Linked DNA regions of Homo sapiens: region 1 is linked to region 2. A link is an interaction called in ENCODE POLR2A ChIA-PET data of the cell type or tissue named here. Cell type or tissue: MCF 10A. All regions are shown on one strand. Links, peaks and the distances in the headings refer to the core of each region. The heading gives the core; the rest is flanking DNA.

Evidence for each region. Peaks named below come from ENCODE experiments on the same cell type or tissue, not always from the same donor. Only the 100,000 strongest peaks of a DNase experiment are listed, where the experiment ranks them.
Region 1: POLR2A ChIA-PET joins it to region 2 with 5 read pairs; 7 of 35 experiments call an interaction of 5 or more read pairs at or near these places.

The regions. Positions count from the first base shown.
Region 1 is chr2:207,554,901-207,559,298 of GRCh38, reverse strand. CREB1 (cAMP responsive element binding protein 1) reads right to left here. Exons shown (of 8, transcript NM_004379.5): 2 at 3,550-3,671. The coding sequence starts at 3,663. Among named protein-coding and RNA genes, the nearest start is that of CREB1, 27 kb to the right of the region's middle. In MCF 10A, for the core only: no CTCF peak of the experiment used is centred there; DNase peaks (open chromatin) are centred at 968 and 2,218.
Region 2 is chr2:207,630,327-207,634,724 of GRCh38, reverse strand. No RefSeq gene overlaps it. Among named protein-coding and RNA genes, the nearest start is that of METTL21A, 7.1 kb to the right of the region's middle. In MCF 10A, for the core only: no CTCF peak of the experiment used is centred there; DNase peaks (open chromatin) are centred at 1,344 and 1,794.

The DNA.
Region 1 (4,398 bases), core at 222-4,221, 75 kb after region 2:
TTTAAAACAAAAGAAAAAAGTTAGACTTGTTATTATTACTTACAGGGAAGAGTCACAGAATTTCAAGCACAGAGTGGAGTAGTGGCAAAAGCAAAGAGAAACAGCACACATGGCAGAGTGGGATAACCAGCAGCTCAGCACCAATGGTGCACATAAGTGTGTTACTGTATGATGTATGAAGTAGGGAGAGAGAAAACAACAGAGGCAGGTGGGGCTAGATGTGCTAGTCACAAAAAGCCTGTATTATGTCACCTCAGAGAAACTGCATTTTATCCTGAGGGTATTGCAGAAGCCACTGAAGGGCTTTTGAACTCCTGAATACCATGGTGATGTTTGCTTTTAGATAGATCACTTTAGGCCGGGCAATGTGGCTCACGCCTGTAATCCCAGCACTTTGGGAGGCCGAGGCGGGTGGATCATCTGAGGTCTAGAGTTCGAGACCAGCCTGGCCAACATGGTGAAACCCCATCTCTACTAAAAATACAAAAAATTAGCCAGGTATGGTGGCAGGTGCCTGTAATCCCAGCTACTTGGGAGGCTGAAGCAGAACTGCTTAAACCCAGGGGGCAGAGGTTGCAGTGAGCCGAGATCGCGCCATTGCACTCCAGCCTGGGCAATAAGAACAAAACTCCATCTCAAAAAAAAAAAAAAAAAATCACTTTAGTGGCAGTGTGAAAGATATATATTTCAGGGGGAAAACTGGTGGTGGGGAGACCAACGAAGAAAGCCCATGAAGTAGTTAAGGAAAGATGATGAAGGCCAAAAAGAGGGCAGTTAGTAGTAGTAGAGATGGGAACGAGGGAAGTGATTTTATGAAAATTTGGAAGCAGTCCAGAAAGGGCTTTATGAATAGTTAAAAGAGGTGAGAGAGGAACTGCAGATGACCCAATGTTTCATGTCTGAAAGAGAATTGGCAGACTGTCCTTAATTGAAAAAGAGAATGCAAGAAGTAAGGATAGGCTTTTGGGTGACTGGGGTTGTAATGGAAGATGATGAAACTACTCTGACATCTGAATTTGTAGAGATGTTTATTTTAGCAGGCAGCGAAATATGTGACTGTGAAGCCTGGGGGGAAGATCCCTATAAAGACAGTGTCTTTGGCATATAGGGTAAAACCAGAAGCTTCCATCTCTGGATAGTAATAAAGTCCTTACTTATTAATCACTTTCTCTCTGGCCACTATAAATCTTGCTTAGTTTTATTTGATTCTCAAAATGTGGTCCATGGAATAGCTTCATTAGAGTCACACAGGATACTCTGTAAAGTCAACTCTAACAGGAACCCAATCATACTTTCCCGTACACTGAAGTTTGAGAACCATAACCTTATTCAGAGTATCTCATCTCAATTCCATATAAATGCTCTTGTAATATTTGAAGCAATTACTATGTTCTCTTTCCTGAGTCTTCTCTAGGGAAAATATACCTAGCTAACTCAATGAATAATCCCTTTTCTACACTAATAATTTTATATAATGGCTCCTCTCATTATAAATTTATAAAATACAGATATAAAAAATAAAATAAAAACCCTTTATATTCCTATCACCCATAGCTAATCACTTTTAATATTTTTGTTGTACATCTTCTAGATGTTAAGGCACATGTACATTCAATTTTTATTTGTATTTATTTACTTTTTGAGATGGAGTCTCGCTCTGTCACCCAGGCTGGAGTGCAGTGGTGCGGTCTCGGGTTCATGACATTCTCCTGCCTCAGCCTCCCGAGTAGCTGGGACTACAGGAGCCCATAACCACACCCAGCTAATTTTTTTGTATTTTTAGTAGAGACGGGCTTCACTGTGTTAGCCAGGATGGTCTCAATCTCCTAACCTCGTGATCCGCCTGCCTCGGCCTCCCAAAGTGTGGGGATTATAGGTGTGAGCCATCACACCCGGCCCATACATTCAATTTTTATAACATGCTATCTTTACTCAGCCAACCTTTCTTTCTCATAAAACCACTGAAAAACATGCTTTACCATATCAAAAACACAAACTGTGAGAAAATGGAAGTAGGGAGAAAGGAATTCCCAGGATGACACAATACAGCCTACTCTGGGGACAACCAGACTGGACAAAATAGTGTGACTCCAGAGATAAGATGTGTTAAGGGCTATCATCATAAAGAAGCCTGCTGGCATTGCATCTTCTTTTTTTTTTTGAGAGGGAATCTTGTTCTGTCACCCCGGCTGGAATGCAGTGGCGCAATCTCAGTTCACTGCAACCTCTGCCTCCCGGACTTAAGCAATTCTCCTCCCTCAGCCTTCTAAGGTCGCTGGATTTACAGGTGTGTGCTACCACGCCTGGTTAATTTTTGTATTTTTAGTAGAGATGGGGTTTCACCATGTTGGCCAGGCTCGTCTTGAACTCCTGACCTCAAGTGATTCGCTCGCCTCAGCCTCCTAAAGTGTTTGGATTATAGGCGTGAGCCACAGCGCCCGGCCTAGCATTGTGTCTTCCTCTTTCTAAAGGGCAAAATATACAGATGAGCCCAGATTCTTATCTGTTGACCCTATATTGATGGAAGTCCTGGCTCTCTCCCCTTCAATCCTGCAGCCTGCCTCGTATGAGTACATTAGATGTATTTGGCTTTGTCTTATTCCTGAAGGCTGGAGGTAAACCCTGGTGGTCTTAGGAGAAAACACAGAACAGCTCACTCCTTCTGACTATATTCTTGCTGGAAATCCAGTATCTGGCTCACACTACCTCAGCCAGACACCCAAGTGTGGTGAGTCCTCTATTTCCCATGATTCATTCTTGCTAGGTGACTTCTCTAGGAACTTTTAAACTCTTGGAGAAACTGAAGCTACATATATCAGAGCTTCTGCTAGGATTATATTCTCCTGGGAACCTTCATCTGAAAGAGACGGTATCACACTATTACCTAGCAGGTCTGTATCTGCTATTTGTTTTTTAAGTTAACCACCTTTCTCATTCCTATCTATGTAAACAGCTGTTAATAAAATAGTTGAGGAGAATGCATGCAAACAAAAACATAAGAATGAGAGAAAATATTCTTAAAGATAGGATGTTAAAGAGAAAGATGAAATGAAAGAATCAGAAATTATATTTAAAATATACAGGAAACAAAAACTGCTATCATCCTTAAAATTTCCTTACATGTCAATTTATTTGCTTATCCTAATTTTTAGTTTAGTTATATAAACTTAGGCTTTCATATTATCTGCATTCCCACTGTTAAAAAATAAATCTGTGTCATATTAAAAAAATAAAAAAAGCAGTTGTCATACATAGCCAAGGTTTTCTTCCCTTATCTGAGAGCACCATTTACCCATAAGTTTAAAATGTAATTATTTCTGGATCATTTCACTAAAAATACTGTATTATTGTTTAATAATACATTTTACTGTTATTGAATTAATACTATCATTTCTAAATATACTCTAATACTAAGTAAATAGGAATTTTGATATTGTAAGAGTATCTCTGCTCATTCTATGTATATCTATGTAATAACAACTAAATTCTCTTGGAAACGTATTCCTCTAGGAAGAGACACAAACTGGAATCTCTCCATGTATTTTATACCTGGGCTAATGTGGCAATCTGTGGCTGGGCTTGAACTGTCATTTGTTGGTTTTCAGCTTCTGTTACAGCTGCATCTCCACTCTGCTGGTTCTCGGCTCCAGATTCCATGGTCATTTAGTTACCTATAATAATATGGAAGAGTGTTACAAGCACCACAGTGCTTTGTGCTTTCGTGACTTTAAAGGCAAATTTCAAGTTATAAATAGGTATATATGTGGTGGTTAGGTTACCAAATGAACTCAGAAATCTAGCTAAAATATAATGTAGCTGAATTACCATCAAACTTATTCAAATTTGCTGAGCTATAAAAGTTCTAGTCCCTTCAAAGAAGAAAAAAACATTTCTTCTCCCTTGGCTGTTTCTTCCCAATGGGATATTACCTTGTCTAGAAATAAAAGATTCTTCTCTTACATAAATCTCCCCTACTAACAAGGAGAGGTGCAGTGGTAGCAAAATTATAATTTTTCAAAACTATACTAATCAGGTACAGAGAGATGGCAGAAGAGTGGAAGTGAGCTAATGATGACAGAGTTTATTAGATATTGGCTTCATAATACCTCCTATAAGGGTATTTCCCCCCATAAGAAGGAAGAAACAGCAATTGTAAGCTACTTCTAAAAGTGATTACTAGTGGTAGGACAAAATCAGCCCGTTTCAAGCCCAAAATTTTTTAGAGATGAGGTCTTGCTCTGTTGCCCAGACTGGAGTGCAGTAGCATGTTCTCACAGTTCATCTCAATCTCAACCTCAAACTCCTGGGCTCAAGTGATCCTCCCGCCTCAGCCTCTGGAGTAGCTGAGAATACACGTGCATTGCACCATACCAGGTAATTTCAAGAGCCCAAGTTGTG
Region 2 (4,398 bases), core at 224-4,223:
GCCACTATGCCCAGCTAATTTTTGTATTTTTAGTAGAGACAGGGTTTCACTATGTTGGTCAGGCTGGTCTCAAACTCTTGACCTCGTGATCTGCCCGCCTTGGCCTCCCAAAGTGTTGGGATTACAGGCGTGAGCCACCTCGCCCAGCCGGTAATTCTTCTATAGCAGCACAAAATGGACTAAGATACATCTCCTTACTTTCAAATATTGACACTAAACTAAAAAACAAAACACCATGAGAGCCAAGTCTGCATGGGACACACAAAACACATCTGTAGGTCAAGGCTTTTTGGAGGCTGCCAGTCGGGGACACTGCCTCCATCCTGCCCTGGATCCTCAGCACTGCATCCTCTCTGGTCACATTAGCATGTAACTCCGCTCCCACTCCTGTACATACCACCAGGAAAACCTGAACTCAAAATGCCCTGTGTCACCTGGGAAGAGGCACTGCTCAAATACATGAGCTCTTGGAATTACAAGCTAGCACTTTCACTTGACTATTTACTATTCTCTTCTTGATGTTGTCTTTTGGTTTGACTTACTTAAAATGTACCTGCTTTTCTAATTACACACAAATTAACCTATAAATTATGAAAAGGCAAATGGCTTCATACCTTTTCTTGGAATCATCAAAAGATAAGACAGTCAATAGCTTCTTACCCAAACATGTACTATACCTGGGAATATTATTGAACCCTAGGTTAATGAAACACAAATAATGAAAGTAACTACAAATTCTTCAGCATCATTAACTCAAAGGTATCTAATAAGTTGAATTCGCATTTAAACACTTTTGGAGTGAGGTGGGCAATAATTTGATGTGATGTATTGTAACATTCATTCATTCATTCATTCATTCATTCATTCAACAAATAGTTGTCCAGCCGTTTCCAGCTGAAAGCCACAGATGTGACTCTAAAACCCAACAGAACACAAGTCTGGAAACTTCTCCCCTAGCTGCTGCTTCTATTTTGTTGTAGAACAAGAGCATCAGGCATGGCTGCAGTTGTCCAGGAGCTGTGATCAAAAATGCGATTTCATCAGCAAAATGAAAAATCCAAATGTAGCTATTTATGCTGCATATTCCCTCAAGGTAGCGCTGAGCAGTTGTCTTGTTTTTTCTCTCTGCAGTCAGGTCTTACGGAAATACTGAGAAGCTAGACAAGAACTTAAAAAAGACAGTGGTGAACACAGTTATACCAAGACTCTGTCTATGGTTGTCTTTCTTTAGCACCAGCTGGAGCTTTATTCCTTAAGGCTTTTTGAATATCCTTAAGCCAACTCCTTAGCTGTATGGTAGTGTCTTCAGGGCAGCCAGCCTCACCCTTGAGGGCACCCAGGGTCTGTGACTCACACAGAGAGTTGTGTAGTGATGATGCAAAAATACCTCTCCTGCAGGGTGTAAGTTGTTAGTGGAGTTTGGGTAGTTCAAAGCTTTCATTCTTCTGTTTGACTTAATCTTAAGAGTTATCTTGTGCCACTTACCCCTTGCTCCTGGCTGGTCAGTTGACAGTTTCTTCTGCCTGGGGGCTTTTGCAGTTTCTGTTCCCTTGCTTGAAATGCCATTCCCTTGGCTCTTCAAGTGGCTGTTTTCTTCTACTCTTTTAAATTTCCATTTAAATGTCACCTCTTCAGAGCCCTCTCCTTTCCCCAGCTCAAATGGCCTGCCCTTGTGTATTAATGGAGATAGGCTATATGCTACAATAGTGAATAAATTCCAAATGTCAGTGGTTAACATGACAAAGATTGATTTCTTGCTCATGTCACAATCCACTGTGAGTTGAGCAACTCTCCTCTAAGCAATGACTCAGGGATCCAGCTTCTCCAGTTTGCCCACCTCTGAGGGTGTGCAGATGGGGAAGAAAGGGCTTTTAGGCAGGGACATTACGGCCCACATCATACTGGCCAGGACCCAGGCATATGAGCAAATGGCCTCAAGTTATTTCGAAGGAGGGGTGAAAAACTAGTTTTCTTCTACATTGATTTTTTTTTTTTTTGAGATAGGGCCTCACTCTGTCACCCAGGCTAGAGTGCAGTGGTGCGATCATAGCTCACTGCAGCCTCGAATTCCTAGGCTCAAGTGATCCGGCTACCTTGACCTTCCAAATTGCTGGGATTAAAGGCGTGAGCCACCGCGTCCAGCCAGTTTTTGTTTTTTTTTTCTAATAAAAATTTTACTTTATTTTCTTTCTCCACTTTTGAAGAACAGATGAATTCACTTAATTTTCACAGCAAAGATAAATAGTAATATAATGATCATTTTACAGATAGGACATTGAGGCTCAGAAAGGCTAGGTGACTCACCCACGGTCACCCAGCTAAGCACTGAGGTTAGAATCCAGGACACCAGCCTCCAAAGCCCACTTTGAACACACTCTCTCTATACTGCTTTCACGTTAAAGATAACAAGAAAACTGATAATGTATCAGTTGTATATTTACAGTCAGTGATAGGAAGTCAGTGTTATAAGTATTCTTATTATTTAGTCCTTGAACAACAGTAACTCAGACAAAAGATAGTTTTGCCAAGAAGGCTAAGAAGCAGTGTAGACTAGTGGTTCTCAAAATATGGTCTGCAGTTTCTGGGAAACTCTAACACCTCTCTACAGCATCTATGAGATTGCAACTATTTTCGTAATAATACTAAGATGTTATTTGCCCTTTTCGTTCTCATTCTCCCATGAGTATACTGTGAAGTTTTCCAGGGGTTCCCTGATATGTGAGGATGTCACTGCTGTGATGTTAATCCATAATGGAGGTATGGCTGCTACCTTTACATAAAATAACAAATAGTTTATTATTTTAAGTTTTAACTTCTTAAAACTTAACATTTCTAACACAATAAATATGAATGGTTCTTGGGAGTCCTTAATAATTTTAAGGAGTGTAATAGATCCTGAGACCAAAAAATGTGAGAACTGCTGCTGGGTTAGACAGTGCAAGGAAATGTGTTTTCTGCTATCAGTTTAATCTCTAGTGTACAGCAATTAAGGATCTCAGTTAAAAAAAAAAAATATTTTAGGCTAGGCACGGTGGCTCGTGCTTGTGCTTTGGGAGGCTGAGGTGGGTGGATCACTTGAGTGTAGGAATTCAAGACCAGCCTGGGCAACACAGTGAGACACCATCTCTAAAAAGAAAAAAAAATCTTTAAAAATTCTGTCTCAATTTCTTTTTTTTTTTTTTTTTTGAGATGAGGTCTTGCTCTGCTGCCCAAGATGGCGTGCGAGGGTGCAATCTCGGCTCACTGCATTCTCCGCCTCCCGGGTTGAAGCAATTCTTCTACCTCAGCATCCTGAGTAGCTGGGATTACAGTGGTGCACCACCACGACCGGTTATTCTTTGCATTTTCAGTAGAGATGGGGTTTCACCATGTTGGCCAGGCTGGTCTCGAACTCCTGACCTCAGGTGATCCACCTGCCTCAGCCTCCCAAAGTGCTGGGATTACAGACGTGAGTCATAGTGCCTGGTCTTCAATTTCTTTTTCCCTTTTTTTTTTTTTTTTTGAGACGGAGTCTCACTCTGTCGCCCAGGCTGGTGTGCAGTGGCGCGATCTCGGCTCACTGCAAGCTCTGCCTCCCGGGTTCATGCCATTCTCCTGCCCCATACTCCCGACTAGCTGGAACCACAGGCGCCCGCCACCATGCCCGGCTAATTTTTTGTATTTTTAGTAGAGATGGGGTTTCACCGTTTTAGCCAGGATGGTCTCGATCTCCTGACCTCGTGATCCGCCCGCCTCAGCCTCCCAAAGTGCTGGGATTACAGGCGTGAGCCACCGCGCCTGGCCTCAATTTCTTTAAATTTTTTGAAGAACACTTTTAATACTACCTATATTATAACATTGAATAGGTCTGAGGAACTTACAGAATGTTTATATTCTGTCTACATCACTTCCTAAAAACAAAAAACATCCTTTTCACTGGGACTCTGGCTGTATGTATGTCACAGGCACTCCAGCGAGCTTAATCAAGAAAGGAAAATGTCTTGTCTGGTTACCCTGGGTTCCCATGGGACCTGAGAACCCAGGTGCAGCCAGGAAGGGCTCAGGACAAGAGAGGCATCAGGAAAACGGCAGCTGGCAGCTCAGCCCCAAGTTTCTGCTGGTGACTGCTCTCTGTAGAATGGTTTCTCCATCTATACCGCACAGTGAAGATGGCCCCATACAGGCATGGCTTTATATCTCTCCTTTGCTCAAGGGACCGGCCCAGACTGAATGTATTAGGATTGTTTTTCTTCTTCAGGATATGGAAAAAAAAAAAAAAAGCTGCTCAAATGACAGCTTAAGCTAATTAGGGAATTTAATGGCTCAAATAACTGAAAATTCCAGGACAGCTGGATCCAGGTGGTCAAACATCAACAGGAGGCAGCCTCTCTCTCCACCAGCGCCTTCACTGGCCACATT